Regions from separate parts of the Homo sapiens genome. Here region 2 is linked to region 1. Evidence: read pairs that join two places in POLR2A ChIA-PET (ENCODE). Cell type or tissue: OCI-LY7. All regions are shown on one strand. Each heading gives the region's core, and the rest is flanking DNA. Links, peaks and the distances in the headings are about the cores only.

What was found. ChIA-PET counts read pairs that join two places held together with the same protein. Peaks named below come from ENCODE experiments on the same cell type or tissue, not always from the same donor. Only the 100,000 strongest peaks of a DNase experiment are listed, where the experiment ranks them.
Region 2: POLR2A ChIA-PET joins it to region 1 with 5 read pairs; 4 of 35 experiments call an interaction of 5 or more read pairs at or near these places.

What each region holds. Positions count from the first base shown.
Region 1 is chr21:34,055,434-34,070,777 of GRCh38, forward strand. No RefSeq gene overlaps it. Among named protein-coding and RNA genes, the nearest start is that of MRPS6, 10 kb to the right of the region's middle. RefSeq lists an enhancer at 11,371-11,887 and a silencer at 12,644-12,745. In OCI-LY7, for the core only: no CTCF peak of the experiment used is centred there; a DNase peak (open chromatin) is centred at 6,758.
Region 2 is chr21:34,259,604-34,274,947 of GRCh38, forward strand. No RefSeq gene overlaps it. Among named protein-coding and RNA genes, the nearest start is that of LINC00310, 87 kb to the left of the region's middle. In OCI-LY7, for the core only: no CTCF peak of the experiment used is centred there; no DNase peak of the experiment used is centred there.

The DNA of each region.
Region 1 (15,344 bases), core at 5,569-8,068:
CTCAGAGAGGGAGCCCTGTGGGGTGGGCACAGCAGTGGTCTTGGGGGCAGATGGAAGGAATCGGCAGAGGTGACCCAAAGCTGGCTAGCTGGTGGCAGTGGAACCAGTTATGGTTTGGGGGGGTGGAACAAGTTATGGTTTGGGGGAATCAATGGCAGCTGCAAGAGGACCTTGTCATTTTCACCTGCAATAGTGAAAGAATGCCCAGGTTGGAAGCTGAAAAAATAAAATCCAAGATAGAATGAGGTGGGAGGAATGGGCTGAGGCAGGCAGCTTGGAACCAAGAAGGAAGTGGATGCTGGAACTCCCTTTTTATATGGTTCCCTGGGCGAAGTGCAGGGTGAGGTGGCTTTCAGGAACCATTGGGATGAGGCGGTTTCTGCCTTTGAGTAACTTTCCATGCCACCACCCAGGAGATTAGAGCTTCTTCTTCTTTTTTTTTTTTTTTTTTTTTTTTCTGAGACAGAGTCTCGCTCTGTTGCCCAGGCTGGAGAGCAGTGGTGTGATCTCGGTGCACTGCAACCTCCACCTCCCTGGTTCAGGCAATTCCCCTGCCTCAGCCTCCCGAGTAGCTGGGATTACAGGCACATGTCACCATGTCTGGCTAGTTTTCTGTATTTTTAATAGAGACAGGGTTTCACTATGTTGGCCAGACTGGTCCTGAACTCCTGACCTCAGGCAATCCACCCACCTCGGCCTCCCAAAGTGCTGGGATTACAGGAGTGAGCCCTGTGCCCGGCCAGAGCTTCTTTTAAAAATATGTGCCTGGGGTCCTGGCCTTCACCTGTACTTTGCCTGTAATTTTCCACCTCTTGGTCTTTACTGTATAGCACTTGAGCAATCAGCTGTTCAGGGTGGTACAGCTGGAGGCACCATATGCACTTCGGCAATTACATGTCTAGACTCATTACTTACTTTCTTTTGGCACTGATTCCACATGATTCGGGCATTTCCAATCATCCCTAGTTCCACTTCTTAGATCTTCTGACCTCCTGGCCTAGCCCTGGAGAAATTTTATTGCAGTGTTTCGGGTACTGAGAACACAGGATCCTTGCTGGCCTCAGTTTCCCGTAGCTCTGATTTTTTTTTTTTTTTTGAGATGGAGTCTCGCTCTGTCCCCCAAGCTGGACTGCAGTGTGTGATTTCAGCTCACTGCAACCTCCGCCTCCCAGGTTTAAGCAATTCTCCTGACTCAGCCTCCTGAGTAGCTGGGACTACAGGTCTGCACCACCATGTCTGGCTAATTTTTTTGTATTTTTAGTAGAGATAGGGCTTCACCATATTGGCCAGGCTGGTCTCAAACCCCTGATCTCAGGTGATCCTCCTGCCTGGGCCTCCCAAAGTGCTGGGATTACAGGCGTGAGCCACCGAGCCTGGCCCCCTAGCTCTGATTCTAACCCGAGGCCTGCTCAGCACTGCTGATGCCCTATTTGGAAAAAAAACATTTGGCAATGGACCCAAGAAGCCATCAGTTTCAAGAAATTCCGCTTTGGAAGGCCAAGCAAAGGAAGCATTCCTAAATGCAGAAAAAGCCAGAGAACAAAGATGTTCATCTAGGGATTTGCTATACAAATGAAGAGTGAAAAAGTGTCACCTGAAACATCCAAGAGCAGGGGAAAGATTAAATGGACACCGGCATTTCCTGGAGTAGGATATAACACAGCAAGTCTAAATAACAGTTATGAATGTTAGTTAAAAACATTGACAAGCTCATGATTAGATATCAATGAAAAAATGGAATATAAAATTATATGTACCGTCTGATTAAATAACACATATCCATAAAAGTTTAGAAAGAAACCTCTAAAGTGTCAACAGTGGCTCAGCTTGGATTGTGGGATTATGGGCATTTTTTTGTTTCCTGAATTTTCCGTAGTAAGGTTACAGTAATCTTACAATAGCAAAATACAAATAACAATCTTTTAAAACCCTGAAGCCTAATTTGACAGGTACCTCCTCTTCTCAATTGTCCCTCAAGCATGGGCTGTCCCTGTCCTGTCCCCAGCCTGGCCTTCCTGCTCCCTATGACTCGATTCCTCCTCTTGGCTTATCTATTGATCTGGGGAGGTTTTACAGAGGCTAGCCAGAAGCTTGTGGGCACAGCCTCCTGGGCGGAACCAGACCCCCTCCCTGGGGTAGGGCAGCCAAGGCTCTCTGGTTTTGTTTTTGTGTGTGTGTGTTTTTGTTTTATTTTGTTTTTTTTTGAGACAGAGTCTCACTTTGTCACCCAGGCTGGAGTGCAGTGGCAAGATCTCTGCAACCTCTGCCTCCCGGGTTCAAGCAATTCTCATGCCTCAGCCTCCTGAATAGCTGGGATGACAGACATGTGCCACCACACCTGGCTAATTTTTGTATTTTTAGTAGAGATGGGGTTTTGCCATGTTGGCCAGGCTGGTCTCTAACTCCTGGCCTCAAGTGATCTGTCTGCCTCAGCCTCCCAAAGTGCTGGGATTACAGGTGTGAGCCACCGCGCCCCACCTCAGGGGTGTTGACTTTTAAAATGTGGGAAGAAGACAATTAAATGAGGGCTTTAAAGCTTTACATGCAGTGAGCAAGGAAGCTTCTGGAAAGCATTTGAGGCCCATTTCCCACGACTTGTCCCTGACAGTAGCTATGAAAATCCCGGGGTGGGGCTCATGGGAGTGAGGTATGCATCCTCTTGTGGGACGCTCTGGCTGAGCAGCGCAGGCCAAGAGACTTCCAGGCCACAAGGAAATAACACCATCAAGACCGGAGCGATGGCATCACGGGTATCCCCTCAGGAAAAACTCAGAAGCTGGCACAGAGGGGCACGCTGGCTGAGGTGGGGTAAGCTTCCTGGTACTCGGGAGGTCTGCTAACAAGAGGACAGGAAAGGAGACTGGGACTGGATGGCGTGGTAAGATAGGGACCTGGGCACAGGGATGGGTCACCAGTGTGTGTTGTAGCTGCTCTAGGCAGGGTAAATATTTCCCACCTGAGGAGGGAGAAAAATGCCAGTGGTGTTGCAATGTTACTGTTTTGCACAGCTGCGGACCCAGAAAAGGAGAAGGACACCCTTTCCTGCCCTACTCTAGATTAGAAGATTCCCGCTGTCTTCTATTCCTCCCCAGCTGTTTGTGTTTCAGGCCTTCTGAGGGGGATCATGCTGAAGGCACCTCCAGGGAGAGAGGATGTGGGGGGAGCAGCAATGGCAGAGACCTATGTCCCAAATGGAACCCATGGCTCCAAGGCTGAGGCTCCTCAAGCCTCCAGCTAGACCCCCTTTTTCCTCATCTCCCTCCCTGGGAACTCAACCTAGCCAAAGGCTTCAGGTACCACCCTCAGAGGGGGCACAGAGGTTGATATCCCCAGTTAAGTGGGGACAGCCCACCATCTAGAGCAGGGGTGTCCAATCTTTTGGCTTCCCTGGGCCATACTGAAAGAAGAATTGTCTTGGGCCACACATAAAGCATGCTAACACTAACAATAGCTGATGAGTTTTTTAAAAAATTGCAAAATAAACTCATAGATTTTAAGAAAGTTTACGAATTTGTGTTGGACTGCATTCAAAGCCATACTGAGACATCCTGGGCCACACTCAAAGCCATCCTGGGCTGCATTCGACCCATGGGCCATGGGTTGGACAAGCTTGATCTAGAGGAAATTCCTACCTTATTCTGCCAGCAAATATCTATTCATCACCCTCTGTGTCAGGCATTGTATCAGGGGCCAGGACCTTACCATGATTAGACCAAGGCCCTGTTCTCTGGAGCTTACATTCTACTGAAGCCTCACGGCACTGCAAACCCATTATGTGCTGCAGGCTAACACTGATGGAGCCGGGCACTGTGTTAGAGCCAAATTAGAGCTCCTTACATCCCTTCTGCTCATTAGGATCTGCTTCTTCTCAGCTCCTGGAGTGCCACTGAGCCTTCAAGTGGAGTCAGGTTTCCCCAGCTGTGGAAAGAGGGGACATCTGGGGAATAAGAGTCAAGCAGAGCTTGGTGATCTGAATCAATTTTTCTTTTAAAGCATTGGGCCTTTGTAGCAATAATGGCAAACCGCTATTAAGCACTTCCCACACTGCAGGCTGCACTGTACTTTCCGTGTATTGTGTGTGGTATATTGGACACGACCCTATGCCTTAGGTCTGATTATGTTACAGATGAGGAAACTGAACCACAGAGTTCAGTTACTTGTTCAAGGGTACACAGTCATTGGACACAGGCGGTCTGGCTTTGGCTCCATGCTCTTGACCACCAAGCTGTACTGCTGCCAACTAGCCACCTTTGGTGAGACCTGCTCTGCCTACAATTCTCTTGGATAGTTCTTCTCTTGGAAGCAAGAATTTGTATGCCATCACTGTACTCTCGTGGATTCAGATGGATCTGAAGATGGATGTCAAGTGAGATTCCTCCTCCTGATCAGAGATGGTGGTATCTGCTGTCACTTGAACTTGGCATGTGTGTCCTCAGGATACCTGGGCTATGGGCTAGCCATCTTCCATGGTGGGCATGTAGAGGCAGAGAGTGCTTGTCTCCAAACAGACAAGATGGCATGGGGAGGGTGGGGTGATGTCAGACACTTCATGAGCAGAGCAGAGACAAGATACATGTAGTCCCAGAGAAACCAAGGATGTCTTGTCTAGTTCCCCAGGAGCCCTGGATGTACGTTCTGTTACTGGATTCTAGGATGCACTCTTGAGTCCTTTGATACATCCTTGTTTTTACTTTTTTAATGTAATAATTACAAAATGATGGCCAATGAGATTGGCGAAAATATAAAGAGTGTTGCAAATAGCACTCATTCAACGAATCCTAATCTTTCAGCAAAGAGATTAGCCTGGTGTGTGTATGTATGGGTGAAAGTGTGCATGTATTTGTAGGATCTGCCCACTCAAATCAGGTGATGAAAAGTTGACAGAGGTTTCAATTAAGATTGACATAAGGTGAAATTTGAAAGCCACCCAGAAAACACATGATACACTGTTATGAAACTAAATCCCAGGGCAAAGATGTGGGCACAGAGGGACTCTCTTGACACAGCTGACAAGTTCCAACTCTACTATTCCAACTCCAGTATTCATGGCTGCTCAGGCAAAATCATTCTGGAAGTACAAAGCACCTGTGTCCAGATTTGGTGTTTACTTCTCTACCAAGAACTTGAATTTGTAACTGAGTCAAGGTCCTGAATCTGCCACCAGTAGACTCAGTTCACTGGAGACAGCAACTCTCTTCCCCTCAGTTGGGTAAGGGACTTTGCAACCCTGGGAAAATGTAGAGACTAGTGTAGAATCAATGAGGAGCAGAATCAAAACCAGAATACTATCATATTTTACTGATTCTAAGGTGCACAGTGTTTTACATTTTACCATCTTGGGAATTAGAATGCATTTTACAATCGATGGCATCAGGCCACGCACAGTGGCTCACACCTGTAATCTCAGCAGTTTGGGAGGCTGAAGCAGGTGGATCGCCCAAGGTCAGGAGTTTGAGACCAGCCCGGTCAACATGGCAAAACCCTGTCTCTACTAAAAATACAAAAATTAGCTGGGCATGGGGTGGGCACCCTATAATGCCAGCTACTCAGGAGGCTGAGGCAGAAGAATAGCTTGAATCTGGGGGGTGCGGCATGGAGGTTGCAGTGAACCGAGGCTGTGCCACTTCACTCTGGCCTGGCAAAAGAGTGAAACTCTGTCTGGAAAAAAAAAAAAAAAGAAAAGAAAGAAATCAATGGCACCATATGATTATAAATGGTGATCTAAAATAAAAGTTGAAAATTTCCAAAAAATTATAAATGTTTGTGTTTTTTCTACCTTAGTGATATCCTAAAAAAAAAGTTGAATCTTATATCTTAGATTCAACAAAATATAGCACTCTGCTTTAGTTAGTTTAACTGTCTCTCCCAAAAAAAGTGTGATGAAAACTTAATTCCCAATACAACAGTGTTGTGAGGTGGGGCCTAATGAGAGGGTGATTCAATATGAGAATCAATAAAATATGACAATACTCTGGTTTTGATTCTGCCCTCATGAATGGATTAATGCTATTATTGTGGGAGTGGGTTCCTTACAAAAGGATGAGTTTGGCCCCCCCTTGGCCTCTGTCTTGCCCTTCCACTTTTTGCCATGGGATAACACAGCAAGAAGGCCCTTGCCAGGTGCTATCTTCTTGATCTTGGACTTCCCAGTTTCCAGAACTGTGAGAAATAAATTTCTATTCATTATAAATTACCTAGTCTGTGGCATTCTGTTATAGCAGCAAAAAATGGAGGAAGACACACTCTTTTTGTGGTAAGGTTAGGAATAATTTTTAAATCATCACTATAATCTTTTGGTTATTTAAAGAGATTGGAACATGGAAGAAAATCTAACATAGTAGACAGCCTGGCATATTACACTTGCAATTTTAATTTGAAACATTTAAGAGGATATAATTAATTGAATTTGTAGACAGTCTTTGGAAGTTGTATTATTGGGGTACAATCTAACCACAAAATGTAATGGCTCAAAGATGATAGAAGTTTATTTCATTTTTTGTTAACAGTCAGTAGTGAAATGGTCCAGAGCTGGAGGCCAAGCAGCCTTGTGATTTGAGGTCTTCTAAGGAATTGGTTCCTTCTCTCCTTTGGTTCTCCCTTGGCCTAGGGTGTTATCTTCATAAGCATGGTTGATGGTGGCTCACTACCACATCAACGGGAAGTGGGAAAGAAGAAAGTCTATGGCAAGTGTCTTTAAGGAGATGCGCTCATTGTAGCACACATCATATCTGCTCATATTCCATTGGCCCAAACATAGTCACATGGTGACAGCCAGCTGCAAAGGAGCTTGGGAAATGTAGTCTGTGGTTGTGTGGTCATGCAACTAGTTAAAGCTTAAGGGTTTTAGCTAAAAGGAAAAGAGGGGAGAATTAACACTAGAAAACAGTCGATACTTATCCACCATGAAGCTTAAGAGAAGCTCATTCCCTAGATTTATTAAATTTCAATAATCGCTTAAAGGCTTAGAAAGATCTTGTCAGGTTTATGAGTTTGCCATATCAGGTTGAAGTGTTTTAGAGAATCAGATATATTTTAATTTCAAATGCACTAAAAATGTCTTAGGAAGTTTAATAAAGAACAGAAATTTATTGTCTCATAGTTCTGGAGTCTGGGAAGTCCAAGATCAAGATGCTGGAAGGTTCAGTTGTCTGGTGAGGGTTTGCTCTCTGCATTCAAGATGGTGCTTTTGAGTGCTGCATCCTCTGGAAGGAGGAATGCTGTGTCTTCACATGGTGGAAGGCAGAAGGGCAAGCAAGGTGTATTCACTCCATCAAGCCCTTTTAAAAGGGCACCTAATTCCATTCTAGATGGAGGAGCCCTCATGGCCTAATCATCTCTTAAAGGCCCCACCTTTTATCACATTGGCAACACATGAATTTTTCAAAGGACACATTCAAACCATAGCAGAACCTTTGGACAGGTTTCTATTACTTATGACCAAAAAACCCTGAGGAAGACAGTTTCTCCTCCAACCCCCTTATGTTTCTATGTGTCTCTGTGTCACAGAGCTCACAGCTACATTTCTAAAATTATGACAACTCTCAACACATGCATGAATGGAGGAGACACCCATGGTACCCATTGGTTGCCTGTCTAGCCTCCCCTTTGCTGCAAACTGTTTCTCCTTAGCTATAACCTCCCAAATTTGTAGGGTTCAGAGGTAGTTATTAGCAGCCACAGTGATATGATTTGATCTACTCTTTAGACCTGGCTGATTGGCCCAAGGGTGGACCAATGAACCAGTTTAGGCTAATCAAGTGCCAATTGAAGGAGAGCCTTGGAGTATCCCTTGGTGTTTAGAGGGATTATATGTAGACCAAGGAGCTGAGAATGGCTATCATCTATTGTGCAGATGGGAGAGCAGAGAAAAAGGGCCCTTTCAGAGAGAGAAGAAAGCTGACTGGCAGAGAAACAGAAAAAAAATGTGGAGAGCATCTTGGTTCTAGTCAGTTCCTGAGACTGTCAGCTGCATATTGCCTCGAGTCCTGGGAGACATCCGGTACACTTATAATAATTTATCTAGAGTCAGTTTCTACTATTTGTAACCCACAGAATTCTACCTAATACGCCTGAAAATATATTAAACTCATTGTGTAAAGCAATCTTGTGAGTTTTGTTTTCGAGAGAGCTACTTAGTTGTCTCAATTAGTGGAAAATTCCAGTGCAGATCTGACCTTTGGGTTTCAGAGTACAGGGACTGATCCAAGGCATGTGCCCTGGTAAGCCCAAAAAATCAAGCTTACCTAAAACTCAACTCTTTCAGTAACTCTAGCCTGATAATCACTGCAAAATACCCAACAATGACTGAGTGTTAGAAAGTTATAGGCAACTAACCATTTTTGACTTGTATAACATCTTATTATACTTAGAATAACTTATAGGGTGATATCCAAATTGCATTATATGGTCTATGGCATAGACTGCTAGTTTACCGTACTCTGCAACGTAAAGCTACATTTCCCAGCCTTTCTTGAAGGCAAGGCAGGTCCACAGGAAGGACAAAGTTCTGATCCATGGAATATGAGTGTAAGTGATGGGTTCAACTTCTGGGCCACTTCTTTAAAGGGAATTACTCAAGTCTTTTTTCTATTTTGCCATACTGTTCCTGGAATGTGAACATGGTGCTGGGAGCGGAACAGCCATAAAGAACCATGAGATTTAAGCCATGTCTTGTAAATAGACAGCAAGCTGGAAAAAGCCTGAGTCCCATGCCCTGGTTACATTCAGATCTTTCCACGAGAGACAAAGTCTTGTTTAAGTCACTGTTACTTTGACTTTTGTTTCAGTAGCTGAACCAGTACCCTGGCTATAATATAGTCTTTGCATGGGAAAACAAAAAAGGAATGACTTTTATTGAGTCACAAATGGTCTAAATGTGGGCAGTTGTGCACTCTTGGAAAAAGCACCCAGGCTGCAGAAACAACTTAGCCCATGTGAGATGAGGAGTACCCATCTCACAAGGTGGAGGAACAAGGGAACATTTAGCCCAGAGAAGGGAGGGCTCAGGATAGACTATAAAACTGTCTTCAGACACAGGAGCTCATGTGACAGAGGGAGTAGACTTGTGCCATACGGCCCCAGGGGTCTGAACTAAGACCAATAGGTTATGCAGGAAACTGAAGTGCTATGACCCAAAGAGTTCTGTCAGTCAGGGTTCTTGGCTATGAGCTACAGAAACAGACTCTGTGTAAAGCAAAAAAGAAATTTATTGAAATGATATTTGGGGGAATCACAGAATGGACTAGAGACCAGGGGACTGGCCAGGAGCCAAAAGCACTCTGGAGGGCTGGTAACCAGGAAGATTGGAAGCCACAGGCATGGAGCAGCAACGGTCTGGCCAACATCATGAGTGACTCTAACTGTTCCTCATGTTGTCCACTCAGGATTCAAAAGCATGGGGGAAGAGTCTGATTGGCCGCAGTTGAATGTCTTCCCTTCCTTGACTAAATGTAGGGTAGGAAAGGGGAAAATTTGGCTCTGTTGACTCTGGTATGAGAGTCAGGCACCACCTCCAAGAGGAACCAAGATGCTATGAGACAAATGTCCTGTGCTACCTGCAAAGATGCTTTTGAAGCCCATGAATCTGTGACCAGTGGCTCAGAATTGGGAAGGACTTGTCTATTCAACAGTTAGCTCCTTTCCTACTTCCCTCACATGCGCACACACTCTGCTGAATGATTCTGGTGATGAAAGGCTGACTATCTCCCAAGTTCTTCCTCATGTGAAGATGAAATCAAGGCTGGGAGTTTAGACACTGCCTGGCGCTTAAGTCCCTCCCACTTTGGTCTCACTTTTGTAGAGTTGAGTCCCGTGATTCTCTTACTGAAAACTTTCCTCCTGTCAAACTTATTCACCCCATGTCACCACCCTCTGACCCCACCAAAACATCTTGTGCTCATTCTCTTTCCTCTTATTTGTAAAATGTTATCCATTCTTCACATTCCAGCTTAAGTCCCACATCATACATGAAACATTCCTGAACCATCCCAGTTCAAAGTAATCCCTCTCTGGAAATTTTTGCCCTTAATCTTGATTAGACAGTTAATCACACTCTTTTTTATATGTTTTCTATTTTTTAGAATAGATATTTCAATCTTGTTAGGACAATTTAACTGTAAACACATTTATATCTTCTCTTGCTACCTAGATTTCTTACGCATCTTTGCATCTCCTGTAAACTATTTCTTATACTTCTTTGCATCTCCTGTAGAACTTAATGGGACTTTTTGTTTGTTTTGTCTTAATTGACTTGAATACCAGAAGTGGGTGTGATCTTGATCCTTTTATCCAGGAATTTGGGGAAGGGGAAACAGAGGAAGATGAAGATAGATGTACATCAGACAAACCAAAATGACTTTCCTCTGAGCATAATGATGTGAATGACTTATATTTTTACAGTTTTGAGGTATAATTGATGTATAATAAACCATACATATTTAATGTATACAACTTGATATGTGTATATATAATCCATGAAACCATTGCCCTAATCGAGATAATAAATATATCCATCACGCCCTCAGTTTCCTTATGCCACTTCATAATCTCTCTACTTCATTCTGACCCCAAGCAGCCATTGATTCATTTTATGTCACTATAAGTTTGTATTTTCTAGAATTGTATATAAATAGAACCATTTAGTATGTACTCTTTTCTGTCTGGCTTCTTTCACTAAGCATAATTATTTTGAGATTCATCCATATTGTTGAATATATCAACAGTTCATTCCTTCTATTGCTGAGCAGAATTTCATTGTATAGGTATATCACAATTTGTTTTTCCATTCACCTGTTGATGGTTATTTGAGTTGTTTCAGTTATTGACTATTACAAACAAAGCTGCTGTGCACATTTGTGTACAAGTGTTTGTGCGGGCACATGCTTTCATTCATCTTAGATAAATATCTAGGAGTACAATGGCTGGTCACATGGTAGGTCTGTGTATAACATTGCAAGAAATTACCGAAATGATCACACAATGTACATTCCCATAAGCAGTGCATGTTTCAGTTGCTCCATCTTCCCACCAGCACTTGGTGTTTTGAGTCTTTCTAATTTTAGCCATTCTAATAGGTATGCAGTGGTATTTCATTCCAGTTTTAATTTGTATTTTCTTAATAACTGATGTTGAAGATCTTTTCATGTGCTTATTGGCCCATCTTTGATGAAGTGTCTGTTCATTTAAAATGTTTAAAAAATGGGTTGTTTTCTGTTTTCTTTTACTGGGTCTCTTTTCAACCATGGCTGATGATCACGAGGGCATTCTCCCATGTAGATCAACAGAACCATGTCCAGTCAGTCCCAGCAACAGGGGGTGGCATGAGCCTCACAGATGGCTGGACTTTGAGATGACACCTGCATGTTGACTGTCTTACCAGGAAGTGTTGCCTGGCAGTGTCATGACACTTAGGTGGGGACCCAGTGAAGGTTTTGGGACTGACCCCCTCCTCTTGGTTAAAGCCCCGAATTAAGAGACTATTAGAGAAATAAGAGTTACTACCTCAGCTCCTCAGAAGATGATCATGTTGCTATGAAGACTGATGAAAATAAAACATCCAAGAAGAAATGCTAATGAATTGAAGTGTAATAGAAGCCTTACATTAGGAGCTGTGGAAATACCAAAGGTGCATGTGGCCAGAACAAAGGCTAGTTGGTCAAGAATGTTTCTGGAGAAGAAACCCAAGACCGTAGTTGACACTGGCCCCATGAGCTGCCCCTCACACATCTCAGCAGTCGCCAAGCCCTGTGGTTCTGGTCTCCACCGCTCCTCTCTGCAGCCACCACAACGCCCTCCTCTGCATTCCAGAGCAGGCACGCTTGCCCCCTTTGAAGCCTTCTGGGCCTCATCTCCTTCTGTCCTTTCATCTCCAGCCTTAAAACTCCATGCTGAGTGGGCCTGGCTCACCCAGCTCTCCCCGCCTGGCCCTGAGGACTGCCCCCCAGTTGATTTTGCGGGGTCCTCCCGAGGACCTTTGTTTAGCGCCTGGCCAGGGAGGCCCAGCCCCTGGAGACCCCTGCCCACCGCAGCAGTCTCTGGTGCCTGGCCTTTGTTCCCTTTACTAAATCTAAAATGCTTCCACATGTGTTCTTCTGATTTTGCAGTCGTGGAGAAAGAACATGAGGCTGTTTAATACCTCCAATTTCATTGACATTTAACATTAAGAACACTTGTGGGCCTGTTGGGGGACACTTTACAATCTTGTTATTAGGAAAAACTCTTTCAGCAAGCAGTGATGCAAGCAGTATTTTGTCTTTTTAAAGTCATAAGAGTTTTTAAAAAAATTCTCTCTTTCTTAAAAAAGATATTGTAGTAGAAGAATATCTCTCAAAAACATCCCATAATTTTTTTTTGGCAGGATAGGGTGAGATGGGGCTGGGAATAAGAGAACATGAGATTTAGGCAATCTTTCCTTTACCTTTTTTCTTATAAGTAGAGCCCAAGTTGAACCACACCCCCACCGTTGATGAAAGTTAGAAAAATAATCATGAAATTGGTGGATTAAAAGAAAGAAAATGTTTAAAGAGCTCTCCAAATGTCCGCCCTAAGAAGTTCCATACAGTATTCCATTGTGCAAGGAACACAACCAATAGCACTTACAAGCTGACAGAGTTAGAGAGGTACAAATTAGCCTATGTAGCACCTGGGGGCTTATGGAGAAGAAAAAGAAGAATCAAAGCAAATGGGCATGGCCAAGAAGGTCTGAAAGGTGGGTGAGGGTGAGTGTAGGGGGATCAGGAAATACCAGCGGTTTCACTGATAAAAGTTACAAACGAAATACATTTGAAATGTGACTTGCATTTGGGCCATTGGCTGAGGAACACAGATACATACAGGGCAGCAAGGCAAATAAATGGGGTTTTACAGGCCCAGGTCCTAGGAGTCAGTTAGGGAACAATCCCAGGACTTAGTGATGCAAAATTGGGGAGTTGGAGTATACTTTACCATGAATGGAGGCTCACTTTTATCTAGGAGAAGATGACAGGCTGATGAGAGTGATGACTGACAGCTTAACAGATGATTTGGTGCTACCTTGGGATCACTGTCTCCATTAACTGGAAACAGTCACATTTCGCCACTTTCTGGGGGCAGTATTTAGAGACACAAGGTTACCTAAGCAGAATGATGATTTGTGCTTATCTTACCTCTTCCCAATGACTGTTAGAACTCACCTTTTAGGGCCAGGTGCAGTGGCTCATGCCTGCAATCGCAACACTTTGGGAGGCCGAGGCAGGCGGATCACTTGAGGTCAGGAGTTCAAGACCAGCCTGGCCAATACGGTGAAACCCCGTCTCCATTAAAAGTAGAAAAATTAGCCGGGCATGGTGGCGGGTGCCTGTAATCCCAGCTACTAGGGAGACTCTGTCTCAAAAAAAAAAAAAAAAAAAAAAAAGAAAAGAACTCACCTTTTAGAATACAGGAGTATCACACTCACAATGGATTAATCCATTAGCAACAGTAAAACTGCCATCATGGCATCATGGCACGCAGTGCATGCCTAAGAAGAATATGGCAAGCAAAAGTTTTTTCTTTGAATTGTGCCACCCCAGGGCTCTATGGCTTTGGATAAATAATGTACCTTGTTTTTGTATCAGATTCCTTATCTACAGACAAGGAGATCACTCATTTATTCACTTTCCACTGCCCACCTGTACTGTTAGGGTAAACCGGGATTCTGGCAGGAAAGATCAGTTTAAGGCTGTTTAGAGCCAAACTCCAATGCACTTGGATCATGGGAACTCATGTTATGGGCAAGTCTTGCCTTAAATCCTTGCTGCTGAGACACCTCCTTGCTTTGCAGAACAGCGCATTCAGGGACAGAAGGGGAAAAAGGAGCCAGACACAGGGACCAAGGAGACAAAGGAAAACCCCAAGAGTACAGGATCATGGATGGCCAAGAAGAGACCCTCAGGACTGCAGAGAGGTCCCTGACGATGATGCCAGGGAAACTACTTGGTGGACAAATGGAAGGCCAGTGGTGACAGTGTGAGGGAACACAGAGTGCAAAGGCTGGAAGATGCAGTGGGTCTGGGGATATGTGGCTGTGAGAAGAAGAAAAGAATGACAACTTGAGAGGGTAACAGGGTTATGACGAGGTTTTTCTTCCCCCTAGCTAGAAGAGACCTATATATGCTTCATGGCAGCAGGAAGAAGTCTGTGCAAGGGGAGAATTTGGCCACTTAAGGGAGGGCATTATATGGGTGCAAGGAGTGGGAGACTGCCATCACCCAGGGAAGAGGACAGAGTAGGACTACAATAAAAGTTGGTTGATCGACAGATAGTTGCTCAGTTTGCGCTGGCTGGTAAACATAATGCTGTATGGTATTGGGGTTAAGCGTGCAGGCTCTGAGTTCTGCATAATTTGGGGCAAGTTGCTGAGATGTTTATGAAGTCTCCTTTTCCCTATATGTAAAATGGGGGCAGTTATAATACATATCTTTGTGGTAAGAACTGAGAGTTAATACATGCAAATAATTTAAAATAGGTTCTGGTTCATAGTTAATGCTCAAAATGTTAGACTCAGTAATAAAAATAATGGCCATCTTTGAGGATTAACGATTGAAAGCTCAAGGTCAAGTCTCATTATACAGCAACATAAAAGAAGAAGGTAAAGGTGATTAAACTGACCCAGGGCATATCTTGAGGTTCCTTTTTTACAAATAGGGCTGGATTTCAACTTCTGTTCTTATTCTTCTTTCCTATTCCCCCTCAAAAAAACTTACTTGAAAATTAATCAAACTTCTGGTTAATCAAATCTTAAACACATACCATAATAAATGTTTTGGAGAATCTAAGAGAGTCATTTTTAAATTAATATATCAAATGCTGCAGTAATATATTTCTATTATGCTGACTATACATAGTATAAAGTTAAAAATTGTTTTGGTGAATTTAAGTTTGTAGTTATAGTAGGAAGACACTAAATTTGCAACAGCATTCCTCGTGATTTAAAAAAAATCTTTTTTTTTTTAAATGAAGCCACAAGCATTCTGCTTCTGTGCTTTTTTATTTTTTATTTAGTTTTTTGAGATGTAGTTTTGCTCTTGTTACCCAGGCTGCAGTGCAATGGCACGATCTTGGCTCACTGCAACCTCTGCCTCCCAGGTTCAAGCGATTCTCCTGTCTCAGCCTCCCAAGTAGCTGGGATTACAGGCACGTGCCATCATGCCCGGCTAATTTTGTATTTTTAGTAAAGACGGGGTTTCTCCATGTTGGTCAGGCTGGTCTCAAACTCCCGACCTCAGGTGATCCGCCCGCCTTGGCCTCCCAAAGTGCTGGGATCATAGGCGTGAGCCACCGTACCCGGCCGCTTCTGTGCTTGTTAAAAAAAGGTTGAAGGGGGAAAA
Region 2 (15,344 bases), core at 5,901-8,400, 200 kb after region 1:
TTCATGGATTCATCTTTTACCTTTATGCTGACTCCCAAAATGTATTCCTTCTCTTAGCTCTTGAGCTCCAGATTCAACTTCCAGTTTGTACTTATCATGTACAAAAACAAGCTTGTATTCTCCCCAAGTTCCCTTCCTGACTCCTTGTTCTTCCTTTTGTTCCCTTTTGACACAGACAACTGGAACCTTGAGTTAGCCTTCTGTGTGGCACATTCTAGCCTTTGTCCAGATGAAAAGTTGAGTTTCACTTGTCAAAACTGCAGAGCGTGGAGTGGGCTGCAATGTAGGTGATGGGGTGGAGAGTGGATAATAGAAAATGGGTTTTGAGATGATGAAAATCAGAGATGGCCAGGCTACCTGAGGGTGTCATCCATTCACAGAGGTGAGACAGGTAGGAGATTCTAGGTAGAAAAACAGCAAAATGAAATTCTGTGAGATTAAAAAAGAGTAAAGAGTTTGGAAGGTGGGAAGCAGGCCCTTGAGAAAACTCTGAGCTGGTAGAATTCTGGATATAAGCCCCGTCCATGGTGTTCCTTTGAACTTGATCATGAGCTTGGATGGAATCACTGAAAGCACCAAACTGATATGGACTCCCCAAATCTACTGAGGCTTCCAGCATTCTTCCAGAATCCGGATTTGAACTGTGGGTTTTCCTTTTGTGGTTCTTTTTCCATCTTTCATCCCCATCCCAGTAAGATTCATTTTTGAGTGCTAGATATTCTTCCTCTGCAATGTCTCTCTACTCTGGCCTCCAAATCATACATCTCCCCTTTTTTTCTCCTCTTGCCAACCGCTGTCTAGATTCCTTGCACCTTCTGTTTCTAGTCAGTTTAGAAATGTTAAAAAAAAAAGCTTTTCTCATAGTTTTTCTACTCTTGGCAGAGTAGACCTGGCCAGAAGCCAGTAGTAGCAATGTGCATGAAGATTTTATATATATATATATATATATATGTAATAATGAAGTGAAACACTGATCCAACCTTGGAAAATAACTTCCCTAAAAATTTAAATTTATAATCTAGGCCAAGATGTTGATTGCTGTTTATTTTCTCTGAGCCAGACATAGTGGCTACAAGTTGCTTGGCTGTCCAAAGGTTCTCACAAGGCATGATAGCCATGCCTCAGGCCCCCTGCAGAGTAGATTTAATTAGGGTAAATGATACTCATGTTTTGGCCTGGAGACCTTTGCTGTGGTCCATTTGCCCCACCGTGAGGTTGGGAATCACCCATGCTGGGCCACTCATGTGCTTCTGTCAGTTAACTCTGAATTTCACACATGCTTAGTTGCGTGAACCCTCAGAAAAGTGACCTCTTTCTTCCTTCATCTTGACCACCTGGGATCACCTGTGGTTTTGAGACACTGTGTTTATACCATTCACAAGTTGGCCATCCCTTGTCTCTTCGACATTATTAAGTTTTTCAAGGACAAACCCTCCATTTTGTGGTAGATACAGCTGCTTTCGACAAAGAAGAGTCTGGAAACAGGGTCTTGTCAAAATTCAGTTCAGATGTGTGGCTGTGTTTACTCTAGCTTTGGTCAGGTGGCAGCAATATGTCTGTTGAGAACAACGGAGCTACCAGTCATGTCAGCACCCACTCCTAGGCCCCTGCTCACATAATTAAACTATTCATTCACCCTCATATCCTCACACTCAAGAAATGTAAAAGCCCATTGGGGCATTTGTTAATAATGGCTCTTTCTGGGTCCTACTGTAAAGGAAGAGGTGTCTCCGATTATCATGTGAGGAGAAGAAGCCACGACATGTGCTGTCACTGAAGCCATGAGAGGTGGGGAAGATGGCAACACGGCTGGCCCCTCTCAGCCCACCTGAGACTGAGCTGGGTAGGGTGGGCGACATGGGAGGCAGGCAGCTTAGAGGCTTGCAGGAGGCAGCTTAGAGGCTGGTAACACAGTGGTGCATTGGTTCCTGTTGATTGTCCCAGACCTGGGTGTGACTGAGGTAGAAGAAAGACACAGCCCTGGGTCCCTGACTCCTTCTGTTCTGGGATTTCCCCTGATAGTGGTTATTACCAGGTACCACCTCTTCTAGGGGAGTGTTTGGAAATGTGAAAGGGGCATTTTAGTTACCATGTGCGGGCACTGGCATGACAGGCTGAGCATAGAGGCTAAAACTCAGCGAGACCCAGTATAGTGGCACCAACAGGAAATCCTCCTGCTGGGATGTGTCCCTTTGAGAAACATGCAGATCTCAAGGCCTCCCAAGGAGGACAGACTCTGAGGCAGGTCTGAATTTAAACATGGCGTCTCGCCCCTGCCTTTGCCTGACTGAAGGGCATTCTCTGTGGGGGCACAGAGCTCTCTGCAGCTGAAAAGAAGGCCTACGGCTCAGCATTTCAGGAGTGGGCACTGCTCCAGTATTAGCTAGGAACACAAAGTGCCTGTAGAGGTTTGAAAAAGACTGCAGGCACTGGCAAAACAAGCCCCCGCAGGTGATGAGACCCATCCTTCACTGTCACCAGAGCAAAGAATGTAGTTCAGTTACTTCCCTAAGAGGAGCACGAGGTTCTCTGGCAGGATTCAAGATGAGACTGGTGTTAGAGGGATGGATGGGAAACAGTATTAGTTTACTACACCACCCCTGACCCCCAGAAAACAAAGGTATCCCCAGAGATAGAAGTTCATTCAGCTTCTAGAAGGCTCTAAATGTTTGCACAACTTGGTTCTTCTCTCCCAGGCACTAACCTCTACTCCTGCCCAGTTGTTGGTCTGTCAGTCTCTTTCCTCGAACCAGAGCAATAACATTTTGACAGTGTTTAGAGCCAAGCTTGGAAACAAAGGTAGACAAGTTTCTGGCTTCACTTTCTGAATTTCTTTCTCTTTCCCTCGCGCAAGGTAAGAGCAGAGCCTGCCAACAGTTTGCTAATTGTCTCCAAGTGAAAAGATTGTTTAATTCAGAAGAGATTTTAGACTCCCAGGGGCATGACACCCGTCATTTCACAATGGAGAATTATTTTTGTGGTATTTATTTTATGATTCCTGACCCTTGTTCTAGATCTTGCTGGTGTGTTTTCATTTAAAATGTATTAACTGAGACTTGGCATAGGCACTTGGCTCCATTAAGCTCTACAACAGCTTAATCCAGATTTTATTATATTGGGACTTGAGTATACAAACTTTAAGATGAGAGGAAGCTTAAGGATAAATAGAGTAATTTTAATACTTACTATGCATTTAACTCTTTTGGTTCCCTCTAGGCAATTTTCTGGAGTGTTTGTGACTGGACTTTAACATTTCCAAAATGTGGCGACAGTGACTGTTAAGTCTTCCCAAAGACGAGGGTTCCTGGGAGCCCCAGGGTAAGTGGCAGACTAAGGTGAGCATTTAGGGTCATGATTGCTTTAGGTCAACAGCCATGCATTGGGCCTGTCTAGTGGATGCAGAGCCCTGCCAGGCATCACGGAGAAGGCAGCCTTGACTCTCCTCTGGGCTCCAGGACATTAATATTTAACTGCCTCCTTGCCAGCTCTGTTTGCTGCTCTCCCAAACTCCTCAACATTAACACTTCCAAAGTGGATCTCCTGACCTTCCCCTCAAACCTGACCCTCCAGTGTATTCCCCTTACAAAAACAAAATCACTGTCCACCTATTTTAGTTGCTCCTGCAGTAATATCTCCTGCACTACAACCAGAGCCTGTTGGCTCCTCCTTCTCAGTATGTCTGCAATCTGTCTACTTCTCTCCATCTCAACTGCCCTGCCAGGTCCAGCACCAACAGTTCTCACCTAGAGTCTCCCACTCCCCATTAGCCTCCTACCTGTCTTCTCACATCCATTTGTGGCCTCCACTTCTGCAGCTAGAGTGATCTCCTCTAAGTAGAAACCAAATCAGCCTACAACCTTGCCCCAAACCCATCAATGGATTCCCACTGCACTTGGCTTAAAATGGAAGTGTTCACACTTCCTGAAGACCCTGTGGATCTACCCCTCTTTACCTTCCAGCTCCTTGCATGCCCTTGTCTCCACTTCTTACTGGGCTCAGTCAGACCCCACCAGTCCCCAAATCATTCCCTGGCTAAGGCTCCTTCATCTTTCAGGCTATTTCCTCTGTGAGGCCTTTCCTGATCCCCTCCTAACCTAACTGAGGCCTCTGTTATACTCTTTCATAGCACCCTGTGCTTCTTTTCCAACCTCCATGGTTCTTCTTTCCCACACACAAACCCTCTACTCCTGCCCAGTTGTTGGTCTGTCAGTCTCCTGTACAATCACGGTGTGTACTTTTATATTTATTGTTGTAATTGTGAATTTAACACCTGTCCCTTCCATCAGACTCTAAGTTCCTTAAAGGTCGAGGCCCTATCTGTTTTGCTCAGAACTAGAAATTCAGCAACTGGAACAGTGCCTGGTACATCCTCAATAAATATTGGTTGAATCCATAAATTTAAAAATGGAATGGTTACTGCTTTCAAGGAGTTGATGATCACTGCCCCCAGGAAAAACCCACTGAGCCTCACCCATGTCCACTCTAGATAAGGAGAAAAATAAATATCTGAAAAAACTCAAGAACTGCTCAAAGCATTGTGAAATAAAGTGAAAATCCATATCTTGGAAAATCCAGAGGACTTATCCAAAGTCTGGTGAGTCTAACCATGTTAAGGTCATGGACTGGCGGCAGGTGGGGAGAGAGGTACCTTTCTCAGAATGATCTTTTCATCCATAACCACAAATTTCAGAGAGCTGAGAAAAGGGCTGAGTGGAGAGGGAATCCACAGAAATGTGGGTGTTGGCCACCTAGCTAGGTCCTCTTCTGGGTCCTGTTGGAAGTCCTCTTGTTAATCCATTAAGGTCTATGCATTCGTGGTTCCAGGCATCCTGCTGGGGAAACCCCCAACCACACCCTCCAAGGAGATGCGGGTCTGCTCTCATTTCCTGTCCTCTCCAGATTTCTGGAGCCCCCAGGTTGAGTGTCATGGGGGAACTCCATGGATACTCAGCAGCTACTGGTAGGAAGTCCTTCTTCGTCTCCAGCTGACTGCTGGAGCTGAGCTCCTTTGGGCTGGGCTCCTTTTCCAGGAGGTAAAATAAAATGTGCTTACTTGTTCCTAGCTGCAATTGTTTAATTGACTTGTTTTCAAGTTTTCATGTGGGCCTAGAGAGCTCGTATGTGAAGGAAACTTTTAATAATGGGTTTGAAAACAATAGTTTATAGAAAATTAGAAAGAAAAATATAAAGATTGATGAGGGCCTTTTGCTTCATGGCTGCTGGCTTATTCTAAAGGGATTCAAAGAGTTCACACTTTAGGGCCATATCTGTCTGCTTTTCCCAAGAGCAAATACGATGCCACAAATTTAGGATGGTGGTTTGTGCTATAGACTGAATGTTTGTATCTCCCCAAATGTTTGTGTTGAAGCCCTAACTCTCAGTGTAATGGTCTTTGGAGGTGGGGCTTTTGTTGGGGGTGATTAGGTCATGAAGGTGACCCTCATGAATGGAATTAGTGCCCTTATGAGAAGAGACTCTGGAGGGTGCTCTTTCTCCTTCCTCCATGTGAGGACACAAGGAGGGGTTGGCAGTTTGCAGCCTGGAAGACAGCCCTCCCTAGGACGAGACCAGACTGTCACACCAATCTTAGACTTCCAGCCTCCAGAACTGTGCAAAATAAATGTCTGTTGTTCATAAGCTACCCAGTCCGTGACACTTTGTTACAGTAACCCAAAAGGACTAAGACAGTTTGTAAAACACTAAAGGGAGAGAACCAGGTATTCCAAAAAGATGCACAAAGTCTTTTTTTGGTCAACATTTTTAGTAATGAGCTATTCAGGGCAAAGCTTGACAAGCTAATGGAGAATCTAGATAGGCCCCTGGAGGCCCAGGCCTTGGCTTAATCCCCCCAGGGCCCACACTGAATAACAGGATAAACAGAAGTAAACAGAATAAACTTTTCCCCAGCCAGCTCCCAGGAGGGCAGCACATCTCCACTAGCTTCTTGAGCACCTTTTTGTTATGTTATGCTGCTGAAAACTGAAAGGGAATTGCTATGGTGTGGATACTAGTCCCCTTCAAACCTGATGTTAAAATTTGACCCCCAGTGTTGGAGGTGGATCCTAATGGGAGGTGTTTGGGTCATGGAGGTGGATCCCTTGTGAACAGGTTAATACCCTCCCCTGGGGGTAAGTGAGTTCTTTCTCTGTTAGTTCCCTCAAGAGCTGGCTATTGAAACATGCCTGGCACCTTCCCCCTTGCTTGCCGTCTGGCCATGTGATCTCTGCACAACAGGCTCCACTTTGCCTTCTGCTATGAGTGGAAACAGCCTGAGGCCCTTGCCAGAAGTAGAGCAGATGCTGGTGCCATGCTTCTTGTATAGCCTGCAGAACCATGAGCTAAATAAACCTTTCTTTATAATTTACCCAATCTCAGGAATTCCTTTATAGCAACACTGAACAGAAGAAGACAAGAATATTCTCAAGAGCTCTTCTAGCCTGACTCACTTCAAAAAGGAAGTGAAGAATAAGAAACACCTTGTATAGTTGGATCCAAAGAGGTTAAGTGTGTGACTTTTGGCAAGGTCACACAGCTAGCAAACAGCAGAGCTGATGCTAGAACCTGGCCACTTTGAAACCAGACCTGTGTTCTTAACTCCTACGTCATATCCTGCCACCAGTCTACCGTCCATGGTCCTCAGTATTTGGTGTTATGGTTCAGTGTTTCATTGTTGTGAAATCCCCTATTGTTTCTCTTCTTTTCCAACTACTCCCCACTTCCCACAACTCCCTAACAGTCCAATATGAAATAAAACTGGAGTAGCTTTCCTTTTAGAGAATGTTCTAACCTCTCAGTCTTCCACCCCACCTCCCTCCCTGCCCATCATAACAGTAATTGGAGACATGCTGGACTGTACATGTGCATGAATTGAGAGGTCTTGACACCAAGGTTGAGAAACTAAAGCATTTAGAACTTCATGACTGTTCCTCACACAAGACAATTCCCTTTCATTTGTTGTGCAAAAATGTGCCTGAAACATGGAACATAATCTTCCCTATTCCCAGAGATACTATGCTGGCCTTCTGTTAGCAGCATTATTTTCTTTGGAGCATCAAATACGTATACAGAAGGATTTAATTATGTTTTAGCAAATCTCAGTGAGAAAGATCTAGTACAAAAAGTCTATCTCATTTCAAGTAAAGGCCATATGCAAAAATTTTATCCAATTTTAAGTCATACAATCTTATTATATTTTAAGTGGTTTTATAAGTTGCTTAAAATGTTTTGGACAAAATGGTAGGCTGTTTAAGTAATAAAATATATGCGTGCACGCACACACAAATCTGAATTCACTGAGAGCAAATCTATAAAGGGTAAGGATACTGGAATTGAGAACACAGAACTAGAACCTAAAATAATATTTCTTCTTGTACTAGTGATAAAAGAATATGTGCTATTTTCCCACTGAAACAAAAGTAATGTTAATTACGGAGCCACATATAATGTGAAATGTGATCGTGCTTGTGATCTGCCTAAGTCACTACTCTACTTTCAAGGTAGGAGGATGAAAATTCTCAATCCCTTTCCCTCTCCATCTGCTGCATGTATTCTGTGAGAGTGTCAAGAACGATTTGATGTCTCACAGTTGTGTTTCTCCCTCTGGTGCTGCTCTGTGCGTTCCCTGAGAGGAAGCCACCTGCTTACTGTCTTCTCTAACTGTAGGGTTCACCCAGCTACCTCCCTTTCCCGAGAGTTCAAATGGGTAGATTCACAAATGGCACAGATGGAGAAACAAATTAACTTTAGTACAGATGCTGGCATCGATATTCCTGGGATTGAACTGCTTCCAAGCCAGAAATAATCCTCAAGCTTTCAAAACTGGAAAATCAGATGCAATTTACTCTCCTTGTCAGATGGCTGGATGTGGTACAATGCCCACTGGAAAGACCAATGGGAAAAGTGTGAGCCATTCAGGTGGCTTGGATATGAATAGCTTTAAAATTAGGCACACTATTGTGTCACTAGGATTTTCTACTAAGCTATCAGATGATTTTTTTTTGAATTTGAAATATGGACAACTGATTGGATTCTGAGCCCAAAACGAATTGTCTCTAAAAGCCAATTGGTTTATGCATTTATTCAATAAACACTTATTGCATATATGCTAGGTGATATAGGGCAACGAGAAGTAAGACATGATCCTTACACTCACTGCACAGTGACTCATGTGGGAGATGAGTGTGGACACAGATGGCTATGCTACCTTTTGATAATGTGCTGTGATTGTCCCCACCTGGGGAGGAAGGGCAGTTTCCTGGCTGTTAGGAGCTTAATTGTGGGTCCCCCTCAAATTTATATGATGAAGCCTCAATCCACAGCACCTGAGACTGTAACTATATTTGGAGATAGAGCCTTGAATAAGGCAATTAAGTTAAAATGAGATGGTTGGGGTGGGCCCTTATCCCATCTGACTGGTATCCTTACAAGAAGAGGAAATTTGAACACATGAAGAGACAGCAGGGGTGTGAACACACAGAGGAAAAAGACCATGTGAGGACATAGTGAGAAGGCGGCCATCTGCAAACCAAGGAGAGAGACCTCGGAAGAGACCAACCCTGGCAACACCTTGATCTTGATTTCCAGACTCCAGAAGTGTGAGACAATACATTTCTGCTGTCTAGGCCACCTGGTCTGTCGTATTTTGTTACGGAAGCTTGAGCAGACTGATACACCTGGACTCACCCCCCTCCATCTCATTACCTATTGCTTTATTTTATTTTTGTTTCAGTATGTGTTGCTATTTGAAATTATGGTGTTTCTATTCCATTTCTTTCCAGTAGAATACCAACTCCACAAGGGCAGGGACTTAGCTTTATTCACCACTCATTCCCAGTCTCTGGAATAGTGGAATAGTGCCTAGCACATTGTAGGTGCTCAACAAAAAGGTGTTATGAGCAAAGGGTTGTGGCAGTGGCAAGGAGGGGGAGATTTCCTGGGGCAAAAGGATGGTGGTGTGGGCTGGAGGGAAGAAGCCTTCCCTAAGAAGAGGCGTCTGGATGGTTGAGTCTCGCCGGGCAGAGAAAGTGAAGCAAACGCATCCCTGGAAGAAGAGACAACGTGAGCAAAAGCTCAAAGGTGTGAAAATGACGTCAGATGGAAAAGTAGGTCACTGAGACGGGATTTTAGGTGAGCCGGGGGTGGGGCAGGAGAGGAAACTTCAGGGAGAAAGGTTGGGCCAGATTATGAAAAGGTCTAGCTCCTGTACAAAGTGAAAAATGATGTGGATTCACCAAGCTGTCAGAAGGATAATGGCATCCTTTCTGTGACTATATGGAATACATACATCTATTCTACTATAAGGGATTTATTTATATCTATATTCCATATAGTCACATATAGTATATATTTACATCTATATTCCAAATAGTCACATATATAGTATATATGTGTAACTATATAGTATATATGTATACATGTAAATAAACTGTCTGTGTGTGCACTGTGTGCACATGTGCCTGTGTGTGTACAATACATGTTCACTGAGCATTTCACACACGGTAAATAACTAGGGAAATTAGTTCCCTTGTCATAGTATGTCAAGGAATTTATCCTACAGTGCTTAAAGGACCCCATGAGGTATTTAACAAGCGGAGGGGATAATTTTGAAAAGCACCAGAGAAAATACGGAGGACGGATCAGGCAAGAACCTGTAACAGGAAGGCCAGGTCAGGGGTGGGAAGTCACAGGTGCTAATGCCCAACTTAAGGCAATGCCAATTTGGAGAGGCAGGAAAGCCTCCATTCAAGGGATATTGAGCCAGTCGAGGCATAGGTCTTAGTATCCATGCAGATGTAGGGAGTAAAGGAGAAAGGAACCAAGGATGTCTTTAAAATGCCTTGCCTTTCACCATGTTTATTGTCATTGACATTATAAGATATATCTGGTCTTTGTTTGCTTGTTTGTTTTGTTAACTGCCTTCTTGAGGCCTTTGGTGACTTTTCTCTCTATTGTATTTCATGAATACATGGCTAAAACTGTACCTAGCTGATATTAAATATGCAATCAGTATTTACGACTGAATTAATGAATGAGTGGAAATGTTCTTTGACCTAGATAAGGAATGCAGGAGAAATATCAAGTTTGGGTAAAGAGGTATGAAAGAAAGCAGAAAAATAAAGATCCAGGAGGTGACGCCCATGGGCCATTTTGCACCTGGAGACAAGTCAGGTTTTTGGCTGCAGATGCTAGAATCATGTTGGAGTCGTTAATATGTTGTTGGTAGATGTGAATGAGATCACTCAGGGAAGAGACCCAGGTGGAGAATGAGAATATGCAGGAGACTGAGGCAGGAGGATTGTTTGAGCCTAGGAGTTGCAGGTTGCAGTGAGCTGTGATGGCACCACGCTCCAGCCTGTGTGACAGAGTGAGACCCTGGCTCAGCAAATAAAAAGAATGAAAATTGGGTGCACACAAATATGCAAAGGGGGTTAAAGGAGAGAGATGGAACCAAGGCAGGAGATGAAGAAGACTTGCTGGAAGTATCAAAGGAAAACCACCACAGCATGCTGCCCTAAACCATAGGAGGAGAACACTTCAAGGAGGGCAGTGTCAAATGACCATGAAATCCTGTGACACAATAGTTTTATGATCCAAATTTTGATGGAGAGATGCAGTGGTGTGTTAGAGCTATGTGCTAGGGCCGGCTTTCAAGAGCTGATTATTAACTTTTCAGGAATTTCATGAGCTATTATTAAATAAAATTTTGTAATTCGTTACAATTAAATTTTGATTAGATTAAAATTAAATTTTATAAGCTTACAATTAAATACATTGTATTAAAAACAATGATAATAAATATTCAAAACTCCTCATTTTCTAATGATTTTATTTCATTTTACTATTATCTATACTTTATTGTCCCTGTGTGTAAATACTACATGATGCTTGTGCTGTTGATTACGCACCTCTTCTCCTCTGTATTCGGTGATGTCATGTTGGTAGCTTGAACTCAACCATGATAGGAGTATTTAAACCACGGCAATTGGCAAAGGCTGTAAGTCAGAGCTCTTCTTTCCAGAGAGCTGGTTGTTAAACATTTACTGGCACACCACTGTCCGAAGGGAAAAGGAAAGATCCAGTGTAAGTTTCATTTAGATTAAGGACAACGGAGTAAGAAGCCACTGGAGATGGCAGTGGAGGAGCTAGCGACAGATGGAACCCTGATGAAGCAGGACTCAGAGGAGGTGGTGGGCTGAGTCCCAGAGCCTGGACGTAGGGAGGGCTCATTGTACACAGATATGGCAGAAGTTCCATCTAAGTATGTAACAAAATAATGAGACTTTTTAGTCATACACTCAGAGAATATTTGGTCTTCCATTTAGTCCACTGCCCTTAGTAACATTTTAAAATTCCCTTTAAAAATTTGTCTTTGACTGTATGACCATATTGCCATCTCGGCGAGACAGACCAGCAGCCTGTTTATCTCACGTAAACCCTCTTCCTTAGCAAATTGTTGGACAGGCAATTCTTTTTTGTGTTCCTTGCACCTCAAGATAATTGTGGCAGGCTAGACTGCTTCAATATGGGCAATTTCAATGGAATATCTGCAGATCCAATTTACATGGCACTAAATAGTTTCATAAGTACCTAGGACAAGTTAAAAGAGGGAACTTTTTCTCAACCTTTTAAAGCCTCGCTTTTGATAAACATACAAAGCTCACATTCTTTAAAAATATTATTTGAGCTTCAAATTCAACTATACATAATCACACACACACACACACACACACACACAATTGGGCGAAACACTACACTGTTTTTAAATTATGCATGCCTCCACCTTCTAGCATTGCCTCTCCCTTCTCAGGAGAGTGTGCAGCCTACAAGTTGAGAATAGTAGGATTTATAAACTAAGCAATGAAGGTCAAACAGGCCCATCTAAAAGGCAAGTGAAATAAAAGCTGAGGAATTGCAGTAACTGAACTGCTACATCCCCAGTTCTTTACATCACACACTCTCCTATGGAGGCAGGAAATGCTGTCTTTCACTCTGTGCATTGCTATGTTTTCTCCTCTTGCCATTTAAAATGATTTTGCATGATACTCCTCAGATTGCATAATCATCTCTATAACTGTCATTCCTAGTGACCACTTAATATTCCATTATATTAATAGAGTACAGTCTGCCTAAGCCATTTCCTCACAGTTGGGTACCTGGGCTGTTTCTAATTATTCATTTTACTATATGGGAGGGCTCAACACATCTTTTTACAGATATTTTTGTTTCCTTGGAATTATTCCTTGGGACATGTTTCTCCAATAGCCCTACTAGGTCAAAGAGTAGGATAATTTTTATGACATGTCACATATTGCAAAATTGCTCTTGAAATGATTTCTTTTTTCAATTTATGGTGCCGCCAGCAAAGTTGAGTGTGTCTTCTTCCCCAAAGCCCTGTCAACAAACAATTTTGTCATTTTTATTCATTTCCCCTGTTGTTCTCCTGATTGTAGCACAATCCATGTAGCTAAGGAGATGCAATCAGGGAAAAAAATCTTCCCCTAATTAAAGCCTGGTGCAGCAATATGTGGGTGGTTTTAATATATATCATAAAGAGTTAAGAAACATTCTATCATTCAAGAACAAAAATGAAAAAAACATAGGGTTTTTTTGGGTTGTCCTTATAAAGGGTTAGGAACAAAAGAAAGAACATACATAAGACTACACAAACAGGGAAATGATGAGAAGCATTGTATAAAATAAAACAAGAATGTAAATATTCTTGCTTTATTTTCAGCACTTCATGAAGCAAAAGCATTACTGGAATTACTAAATCTGAAAAAGCTAAGCTGTAGAGTAAGCCTTGTCTTTGTTATTTCTGTTAAATATGTTAAATTAAACACGATATATGGGGTATTATCTTTCTCTCCATTTGGCTTGAAATCTGCTTTCTCTCTCAATAGACATAATCCAAAATAAGAGCAATGAAAGCGCTATTGAACTGGATTTTGCATTTTTAAGAGTGTTCATTATTTATATAGTAATCCCTAAAGACCTCGTGTGGTACCTCTGGTGTTTGTAACGGACAATGGATGTATACAGCACATTCCTTCAAGAGGACTGCTGTATTCATACTTTATTATTTTTGGACATTTAAAAAAGATTTCCTCTAAAGGAACGAGACTTGTGTTTTTAGGTTTCATGGAGAATTTTCTAAAAGGAAACAACTGCAATCAAGGTAGCTACCAGATTATTTCACAAATTGCAATTTTATATTCCTAGGGTAGAAAAAATATCTCTAAGGCTGCATATATTGTACTCTCCTTTTAGTTGCTTATTAGACTTTTAACTTCTATGATCTCAAGCTTTTAAATTGTTGACTATTGAGAAGTTTCTGGAACACGTTTAGTGCGGCGAGATTTCCCAACACACATTTTTACTGACTGGGTGCCCCTCCTTGGAACAAAGAGCCTGTGCCTCCATAGCACAGTGAGGTACAACATTGAGGCACCTTCCAGGTAACCCAGGCCAGAAGAACAGCTTCTGCCCCAAGTAGTGGACTTGGTTTATCTTCATGAGGTGGAATTAAATTCCATTACTTTTTCTCTGATGTTCAGGTCAGCTCCTTCTCTTGACAGCAACTCTCCATATTGGGAGTGTTTATGCCTTGGAAATTGGCAAATGCTACTAATCAAGTCCTTCACCCACCAAGAGAGGGTTGCTGAACGTTTACCAGCACACCGCTGTAAATTCCATTACTCTTTCTTTCTGAGAAATGACTTATTTTTCTCTGTTTTAGCCTAGCTAACATCCCTGTCTGAGAGAGGAGAACTTATTTTTCCCTATTTTAGCTTAGCCAACAACCCTAATGCATTGGACATACACTTCCCTTTGGGAAATGGCCCCATCTTGGTCTCTGAGACCTTTTCTCTAGTTCTTCTACCCTCTGGGGACTTCTTATCTGGAAACATTTGTGGCTCTTCTTCCTCCTGCCTTCAGATGCCAGTGTGTGCCAAGCTTAAGCCTTCTTTTCTGTGTGTCTTTCTCCAGAGAGCTCATGCATCTCAAGGCTTCTGCCAGCTCTGGACTGAAACCCCAAAATGGACATTTCCAATCACATTCCTCTCCCACAGGCTCCAACCTTGTATCTCCTGACAGTTGTCCACAGTGTCACTGCTGTAGACCTTTCCCCTGGTGCATCTCCCTGGCCATTGCCTCCCATGCAGCAGATTTGAGAACTCATCTTCCTTCCCAGGATGTTCAGGTCAGCTCCTTCTCTCAGCAGCAACTCCCCTCTCAGCCAACCAGACTTACCTCCTGCACCTTTAATGGGCCCTTCTCTGAATTCCCAAAGCTGGGTGCCATATTGTGCTGGGTTTACTTAAAGATATCCCTCATGTTAGTCTCCCCATCTCCACCCAATCTGTCACCCCAATTTTAAGCTCCTCTTCCTGCCCCGCCTTTGAGTGCACACTCCTTCCCCAGTCTGTCCTGTGCACCCCCCTCCAGCTTCCTGAAACATCATGGCAGCTCCATGCTTGGGGGCTCTCAATCCTACTACATTCCCTCTACACCAGGTTCCTTGTCTTTCTTGGTCTTTATGATCTGGCTCTATGAAGTGAATGTTATTTCCCTCAAACCTCCTGCATGAATCATTCCCGTGGGACGGTTTTCCTGTTTTGAATCTGGGCCATAATCATGTGCAGGAACTCTCTCTCATACAGGCTCTCAAGAGCCTGTGCTAAAATTTTCAGGAAGCTTGTGAGCCAGTTGGTAAACACAGTTGTCATTATACAGTAAATGATATAAACTTACAATTAAATAAATTAGGTTTAAAAAGTTAATAAATACTTAAAACTCATAGCTTCCAAATAGTTTTACCATTATCTGTGCTCCTGAGATCATGCACGGCTGTTGTATCTTAATGGTGGAAATACTCTATGATGGTTTGCTAATGCCCATCCCTTCCAACTACCCATTCCGTGATGTCATGCTGGTCACTTGAGATTAGCCATATTGGGAGTGTTTATGCCTTGGAAATTGGCAAATGCTACTAATCAAGTCCCTCACCCACCAAGAGAGGGTTGCTGAACCTTTACCGGCACACTGCTGTACTATGCATGCCTTATACATATCCTGTCTCTGGGATTTTGTTCTTTTTTTCCTCCTATCAGGCATAGCTTCACCTTTTTCCTTGACATAATATTTTTACTGATCTATTAATATCCAGTTAAGTCTCTCCTTTTCCATGACACTTCCTCTAACGGTAGTCACTTTAATTGGTCTGTTTTCCATCCAAACCCCTTTATTGTTTATATCATGAACCACAAAACCTAGCCCTTCATAGTATGTTTCCCATTAATTCGTTTTAAATGATTGATCCAATCTCTCGTTATTTCATTACGTTT